Regions from separate parts of the Homo sapiens genome. Here region 2 is linked to region 1. The links are chromatin loops, found by intact Hi-C in ENCODE. Cell type or tissue: PC-3. All regions are shown on one strand. Links, peaks and the distances in the headings refer to the core of each region. The heading gives the core; the rest is flanking DNA.

What was found. A loop is a pair of places that touch in the nucleus more often than their neighbours do. Peaks named below come from ENCODE experiments on the same cell type or tissue, not always from the same donor. Only the 100,000 strongest peaks of a DNase experiment are listed, where the experiment ranks them.
Region 2: a loop joins it to region 1, with 3 times the contacts of the local background. A loop is called at or near these places in 3 of 110 quality-filtered maps.

The regions. Positions count from the first base shown.
Region 1 is chr5:21,647,945-21,652,352 of GRCh38, reverse strand. The region is part of intron 2 of LOC105374685 (a long non-coding RNA gene); the gene reads right to left. Among named protein-coding and RNA genes, the nearest start is that of SNORA105A, 230 kb to the left of the region's middle. In PC-3, for the core only: a CTCF peak has its summit at 3,714 (motif pointing left); a DNase peak (open chromatin) is centred at 2,172; H3K4me3 peaks cover 424 bases; H3K27ac peaks cover 453 bases.
Region 2 is chr5:21,790,346-21,794,753 of GRCh38, reverse strand. The region is part of intron 10 of CDH12 (cadherin 12); the gene reads left to right. Among named protein-coding and RNA genes, the nearest start is that of SNORA105A, 92 kb to the left of the region's middle. In PC-3, for the core only: no CTCF peak of the experiment used is centred there; DNase peaks (open chromatin) are centred at 1,073, 1,833 and 3,233; H3K4me3 peaks cover 2,071 bases; H3K27ac peaks cover 3,008 bases.

The DNA of each region.
Region 1 (4,408 bases), core at 88-4,087:
AATAGCTATGCACATTTTTGCTGTGTTTTCACCAAGGTGAATTATTAAACATTTTTAATTAAATGTAACTAATATGATGAGCCAAAATAGCATTCTATTATTGTTTTCTGCATTTCCATAGATTTAATTTTTGGTGACTATGTTCTCATTTGTTTTATAATCACTTGTATATTCGTGTGTGTGTGTGTTTGCAAGAGAGATTTTTTTCAAGATATTTTCTCAATATTGAAAAAATTGGACCACTTTTTTTTAGCCCATTCATTTATATTTTCTAGAAATTAGAACCTAGTCTGTCATTTTGGGTTCAGTTACTTTCCTAGACTTATCATTTGCATTTACAATTTAAAGACTTCTAAAAACTGCAGTAGTTGTTCTGGTTGGTTTTACACTTTGACATCATCATCTAGTTGTCAACATTGTTATGTAATAAAGTTTATCAATGTTTACATTAATTAGTGCTTACAGTTTTTTAATTTTCATTTTTTGAAAAACATCATACTGTGAGGTTATTTATTTTTAAATGCCCTTGTATTCTTACAGCCATGAAGTTTAATTAAAAAAAATTATTTTCGGCCGGGCGCGGTGGCTCACGCCTGTAATCCCAGCACTTTGGGAGGCCGAGGCGGGCGGATCACGAGGTCAGGAGATCGAGACCATCCCGGCTAAAACGGTGAAACCCCGTCTCTACTAAAAATACAAAAAATTAGCCAGGCGTGGTGGAGGGCGCCTGTAGTCCCAGCTACTTGGGAGGCTGAGGCAGGAGAATGGCGTGAACCCAGGAGGCGGAGCTTGCAGTGAGCCGAGATCCCGCCACTGCACTCCAGCCTGGGCGACAGAGCGAGACTCCGTCTCAAAAAAAAAAAAAAAAAAAAAAAAAAAAAAAAAATTATTTTTACCCTGGGAATTACTTTGAGGAAAGAAAGTGGTAGATTTACAGTTTTATTTATCAATGTGATAGTTCTGGGACTCATATGTATTGTACATGATGGAGCCACCAATCTCATACTTAACATGTAGCTAACCACATTTCACTTAACTAAAAATGTAAGTGATGGTAGGTTAAGAACATACATGCTATTATTAAGCTTTAACTGAATTATGATTTTTATCTTTACCTTATCAATTTACTAGAAAAGTTTGTTTTCTAAAATCATATTAATTGATCATTATTCTTTTTTTAATTCTATATTTCAATGCTTTATTATGTATTTACAAATGGCATTTTTTTTCAGTACCAGAATAATTTTTTTCCACAGCTCATCAGATATTCTGAATTCTAATCCTAACTTGTACTAGGAAGAGGAAAGAAAGAAAGGAAGGAAGGAAGGAAGGAAGGAAGGAAGGAAGGAAGGAAGGAAGAAAGAAAAGAAAGAAAGAAAGAAAGAAAGAAAGAAAGAAAGAAAGAAAGAAAGAAAGAAAAGAAAAGAAAAGAAAAGAAAAGAAAAGAAAGAGAAAGAAAGAAAGAAAGAAAGGAGGGAGGGAGGGAGGGAGGGAAGGAAGGAAGGTCAAAAGGAGGAAGGAAGCGAGGGAAGGAGGGAGAGATGGAGGGAGAGAGGAAGAGAAAGAATGAAGGAGGGAAGGAAAGAAGGAGAGAAGGAAGGTAAAGAAAAGAGAAAAGCTAATTCTTTGAGTTAATGTCATAGTTTAAATATTTTTAAATTAGTTGATGGTATCCAGTTTATTTGGGTTTATTATTTAGTTTTATATTTAACACATTTTCAATATCAATATTGAAAATCCTGGGGGATATCAATATCAGAGTAAAACCTACTTTTCATTATGTTTATTCCTCAGCATTTTTACTCACTGTGGACAACTTGCCTTTAGGTGATTAGAACTTCATTATATCTAAGAAGGTATGATCAAATAAAACCAAAAGCGATGACATTAAAATGAAGATTACTACTTTGCATGACATGGATTTATGAAATGTACACAAACATTAGAAGACAACAAACATATATTTGTTTATTGCAAAAGTTTAAAATTTGTTTAATTTAAAAAATTTTTACTTTTTTCCCCTGGTGTTAGACCAATACTCATGTTTTAAAATTTAAAATGACTGCTCCTTGCTATCTTCACCTTAGGGGGTCTTATTATTCACTTGTGGATAAATGCCAATGCCAGTTCAAATAAACGATGTTGACTGTCTGATTCATTTCCCAAGATACTCGAAATACAATGCTGTATTTGGGTTGGAAGCTCATAAATCTTTGAGGTTGAGTGTAGAGAGATTCCTAGGTGCACTCTGTTCTGATAGCATTAAAGATGAGATTTGAAGCTCTCCCACTGCAGCACGATAGTTTATCTGTAGCTGATACTATTGTAAATGACAGCCTAGTGGTAATCTAATCAATAATTTAAGATTTCTACCCTGGACCAAAATATCCACGAAGGAAGGAATTCCTAAAGTAATACATTTAATGTCTGGATAAAAGAGATTTGGCATTTCAGAATAGAGGTTCACCCAAATTGAAGTGTTCTATTGCAAACTCTCCCATTCATTAATGATTTAAAGACATCTACTGTTTTTCAGCAACATGTTTTTCCATTATTTATTTCCACCAAGGTGGGGATAATTAACTACTCTTTCTCCAGTCCAGGTTGTGATTGAATAAAAATAGTTCATGGCAGGTTACAGTACATCATTGTTTTCTCATCCTATAAATTTCTCACCTGACAGGAATGTTGAAATTTGGGCTGAAAAATTAATCATTATCTACTTTTGACCAATATATTAATATTTTATCAACTAAGACCCATTCATTTATTATTTATACCTCATCTACTTCCAAACTTTGTTTCCAGTGAATTATTAACCCAGAATTACAAATTGTAAAGTTTCAAGGGAAAAATAAGTGAAATATTGGATAAAAGCACCTGTATAAAACTGTAAGTTTCTCCCTCAAAATAAAAGAAAATAAGCACTATTCAGCAATAAGTTTCAGCTTACTTTTCTGGTAGAGAAATATGAACTGAGCTAATCACATGTCATGTATTTTATATTTGCTTGTGTTTAATATCTTGAAGAGATTTTTTTTCAATCAGGGCAATAATAAATTGATTTTCATAAGACTATCAGAAATGTATTTGCACTTATTTAGTTACTTCAGTCTAAACTACGTGTTTTTCAGCTTATGTTAACTCTTTTTTATTGTCCTAAAAGTTGCAATGTGCTATGTTAGTTAATGGAAAATTTATGAACAAGTAAAAACTTTTGCAACAATGGGAGCATTATCTAATCAATTGTGACTTACATGTAAAAATGATTCATGTGGTGGAAAATAGGAAACCTAATGATGTCCTAGCCTATTTGTAAATATATATCTAAGGATGTGTTTATGTTTAAGAAAAACATTAACCTTTTTTTTTTAGAAATATTTGTTCATTTGTTCTTCTACCCAATGAAGCAAGTCTTACTAATAAAGGCACAGATATATTTAGAAATGTATTAGAAAGATGTATTAGAAATGTATTAGAAAGTAAGATCAACAGCAGGTGGTTTACTGGAGCAGTCTTTTAATAAAACAGGTATCATTATTCTATTTTTAAAACTTTTTTATCAAACTATAACATGTATAGGAAAGTGCAAATGTCTTAACTGATTTTTTCAACTAATTGTAATAAATTGATGAACACTTCATGTAATGGACATTATGGGAAAAAGATGAACATTGCCAACAATTCAATACCCCCTTGTGGTCACTACCAGACTAATGATGGGTAACAATTATCCTGACTTTTAAACTGCAAAAGTAGTTGTATTTACTGTTTTACTTTATATACGTAGAATCAGATAGCAAGTGTCTGTCTTCTTTTGCTCAACATTATAATTGGAAGGTTCCTCCCTATTCTTGCATGCTATGTACATCATTCATTCTCACTGCTATATATAATTCAATGTGAGGAGTACTTATTAGTTTGTGTGTTTATACTGTAATCATCTGATTGCTAAGACAATGAACATAAGACTATCCTCAAGCATTCCCCGTTACTTTTCAGAAAAAATACTTCCTTCTGGACCAGGCGTTTCCTTTATAAGAAGATTTTTTTAAACAACACATTCAATTTATTTAACATATATAGGAATATTTATATTATTTTTTCAGTGAGCTTTTTTAGTATTTGTGTGTTCATTTCACTAAATTATCAAATGTATTAGCATCAAGTTGTTCATGTTATTTTTATTATCCATCTAAAATAGGAATGATACATAGTGATATAACTTCTTTTATTATTAATATACTGGTAATTTTTGTCTTTTCTCTTTTTCTCTTAATCAGCCCACCTACAGGTTTATCAATTCATTTTTAATCTTCACTGAGAACCAGCTTATGATTTCTTTATTGCTTTTCTGTTTCTATTTGCATGGTTTCTTCACTGATCTTTATTATTTCATTTTTTTGTT
Region 2 (4,408 bases), core at 230-4,229, 140 kb before region 1:
CAACTGCTAGCTTTTAACAATAGCTAGGACTCAAAGTACCTCTAAAAAATATATTATAAATTCTTAGATCATTTGACTGTATACAGGAAACAAATATACAGAAACAATGCAAAACATATTAAATGAAAAAAATAGATATTTTGTACAAATTGATGGACATAAAAGAAAAACAGAAGGTTTGATATGGAATACCTCAAAGAAACTCAGAAACAAACAAACCAATAAAAGGAGATGTAGAATTTAGAAACTGCAGGAGTAGCTGAATGTGTTAATCTCTGGGGATTTTGCCCTACTCATCTTTTTCACAACTGTGGTATACTGCGTGTTTAGGACCCGCAAGAGAATTATTTCTCTGAAGTTGGTTTTTGCATGAAGTCTCTTTGCAAATGTGCTGATGGTATTTAGCTTGTATTAACTCCATTTATAGAAGCAAAGAAACTGAAAAATCATTTTACTAAATGAAAAACAAAAAAAAGCAAACAAGAAAGAGAAGAAGAAAAAATTTGCTAAGAAAATAGAGATCAACTGGACTACAATTTGCCAACAGAGGTTAATCCCCATAAAGTTCATGCCAGAACACCCAGGTGTATGAGCCCTTAAGAAAAAAAGACATTATATTTACACATCTAGATATAGATCTACCTATATTCGATTTGAAAAAACTCACATGCACATATCCACATACATATACATGCTATATTTTATTAGTACATTGCATTATACACTAGAATATATCTTCTACATCAAGAAAAATTTTTAAATTAATTTTGCACAAAGTATATGAAACCTTATTCAGTATAGTCCCAACTATATAATAATAATATTTATATATTAAAATAGTTATTTTAAATATATAAACAATAAATAGAAAATGCTCTTCTTGAAAAATACTGTAATAATCAGTGATCAAAAGGACACAAGAGAAATGAATCATTTCATAAGCTGTTCCAGAGCATTCAGTTAAGGGAATATGAGTAACTTTCAGAGCGCAAATTAGCTAAACAGTAGACTAATCACAAGCAGGAAATGCAAGCTTAGGTAGAAGGAAAAGGAGGAAAATAAAACCTTTCTTTCAAATATGATGTCTATATTTAGGTTTCAAATGGTAAGCAGCTCTACATAAAATGGCACCATTCTTCAGAGCCATTTGGCCATGACCTAATAAGAGTAAATAAATCCAGTGGTGACTTGGAATAACAGGCACTGGACTTAGTTCAACAAAATAGTTATAATGAAGCTCTCTCAAAAGGACTTCAGAATAAATACGTTTGAATATTCAAAAATGTAAATTAAGGTATTCCATGTTTGAAATATGACCAGGACATTATCAATAAGAAAAGTCAGATAAAATAATTCAATTTACACATATAAGTGCACTGTATTATGAATAGAGCAATATATTCAGTAAGGAACTCTTCATACTTGAAAAAAACTCCCTGTATAATGAACAAAACAAAATAGTTTGTTTGCTATTCTCATTTGAGAGAAACTGTTAACACCAATTCAAATAGGTAGTAAGTAAAGTTTAAAAAATGGTACAGTTTTGTAAGAAGGAAGAAATAGATGCTGTCTAGAGGGATTCAGCAAGTCTTAATGGGGAGAACATGAGCAAAGCAAAAAGGTGCCTTTGATTTCTGAGGAAATTAGGAAAGTTCTGTGACATGAATGGGAGGAAAAAAAATTGAAATGATCTGACAACCAAGTCCAAAATAAGGGACTTCTGAAGTCCCTAGAGTCAAAGATACTTCTAAGCAGAAGATATCAGATATCAACGTTTACTGCACACATTCTTTACTTATTTAGTCAGGTATTACAGTCTGCATTTTTTAATATCTGATAAAACTGAGACTCAGGATGTTTAAAGCTGTTAAGTACAGAGCCTGGACTTAATCATTATTTGTCTAAACCTCATTTTCTTTCTATTAGAGCAAGCTGCTTCAAGGTGTCCGCAGAGTAAACTAAAGGACAGGTGTAAAGCTTTGGGGGCAGAAGAAGTTCTTGTCAAAGATAAAGTTATTTTTGCTCTGAGTTAAAGACAAAATACAGTGGTCAGATAACCAACAGAATGGCAGAGGAGAAGAGAGTTTTGAAGTTAACTTCCAGTTCCGTAAGAAACCGTGTATGACTGTTCCAAGAAAAAAAAAAAAAAAAAAAAGGGCAGAGGAAAGCTTAAGCAACTTGGAGGAAAATACAAATACAACAATTATAATTTCAACATTATGTAGATTATGGTATATTTCTTCTTCTTTAGAGATCTATTTTAATCATATTGCATGTGTACAAATGGGAAATTTAAAGACAGAAGACTTACTTTTATTAAATGATATACTTTTGTAAATAGTTTCTCATCAAACATTTAAAACAAGCAATAGAAACCATCTAAACCATTTAAGATACAACTTTTAAGTCTAGTAAGGGGAAAGTAAAAATGAGGAGGAAGATAAGAAAAAAGAGAAATTGATAGGAAAGTAGGAACTGGTGGTTTAAAAAGTTTGAGAGGAACATAGCGGGATTTATTTGTGATTGCTGATGGAGAAATTACAATTGACATATTGTTGCAGGTGGCTTAGGTACTCAGTAAAGTGTTTGTTAAAATGAATTGAACTGAATTTACTTTCTTTAATTGTCTTCCAAAAGGCAAAACAAAAACATTGGCAACTAAGAAGAGATAAGAGTAAAGACAGTTTGATCTACTATCATTATCTTAACAAAATAACATTTTCTACTTTGACCTGTGTCATTATTAGCAGATTTTTATTGTTTAAACAATGAGGTGTAGTACTTTCAGAGGAATTTGGTACCATCAAGTTCCTTTTACACATGTAGTTGAGAACTGGGGCAGGGTCAAAGTTAGCGTTTCCATTGATGGTGAGAAAATTATTAAGCAAATTGAAAAGTACAATTTTAAGGGAAATGCTTACCTAATAAATAGAATAAAAATTTTAAAGGCGTTTCTGAAAACTAATTTACAGTATAGGAATAAAACCATACTCTCTCAAATGGCCTGCGCAGACTAGGTTAATGTTTTAATTTCTGATTTCTATTCAAATGTTAAAACCTTTTTTTTTTTTAGCAACAATCACTGTACATAATTGTATGAAATTAGGTTTATTTTATTATATACAGATTATAATCATATAATCGTTTTTTCACTTAAATCCCATCTACTCACCAAATAAGTATGAGATGAGTCAAACATACTTTCTGTTTAAATATTTTGCTCATTGAAACTCATCTGTTAGGCCAAATTACACAGTTCATGTTATACTGTTGTGATTAGTTGCAATTCCAATAATATTTTATCCTTAGATTGTAAGTAGACTGTTGCAACCCAACAGCAGAAACACGATGTTTCACTCTGTGAGGCTGTAACTCCTCAAAATTTCTATGCCTTTAAGAACTGGGCCATATCTTTTCCAAAATTGTCCAGAAAATGTAGGAATGGTTTCATTGCAAGTTCATTGATGGTCTTTTCTTATAAATGTCTCTCAGTTGCTATACTGGATAAAATATCACAATAGAAAATATTTGTGCTTTAGTCAGGCACAGGTTTTAGTCAGTCACATATAGACAGAGCACTGGGAAGATGCCAGGAGCTAGTATTAGGCCTGTAGTCTGAGACCTGGCTAACTATGAGAAGATGTTGAAGATGCTTAGCTGAGTAGGAACTGTTCAAATGGGTGTCAGCTATATTCCAGAAGATATAAAGCTTTGTTGGAGGGTATCATGCAGAGAAAGGAGCTTGCTAAGTCTCACAAGGTGACAGAGATAAAAAATAGATACCAGAAAGTAGCGAATGACAGTCAAACAGAAGCACCATTGTGTGAAATAGAGCCTGGATATTTGTGTTTATGGTTTGTACTGTACGAGTTTGTGTGGGAGCTTCATAGTTCAAGTACTAGAAAGTTGAAGGTTATGTGTGCCACGACTTGATGCCAGATAAGAAAATGTGTGGGTAAGGAAGAGTTTTTATCTGGGAAGTAATACAAAATAGTATGAAAGGAGAGGGAGAAAGGGGGAAAAGGACATACACATACACTCACACGCTGATACACATGACTCTATCCCTATGCAACATATACTTTATCTTATTTCATTTTTATAACAACACTCATGGTTACACTATTAGGGAGGTATTATTTTCCAAATTTTATAGAACATAAGGAGAATAGATATTGGAATGAAAGATCCCTAAACTAATTGCACAAGGTAAGTGAATAAAATGTATATCACCCTAATTCTCTCTATACAAAAAAATTACTGTGCTTCATGCTACATTTCATTGCATCTCAGTGGTGGTTAATCTATGTATTGCAAATTCTACTTCAGCATTAGGCTGAATGAACTAAAAAATTAAATATGTTTACTGAGCTTGCAAGATATTGGATCCTAGTGGATTGATATACAG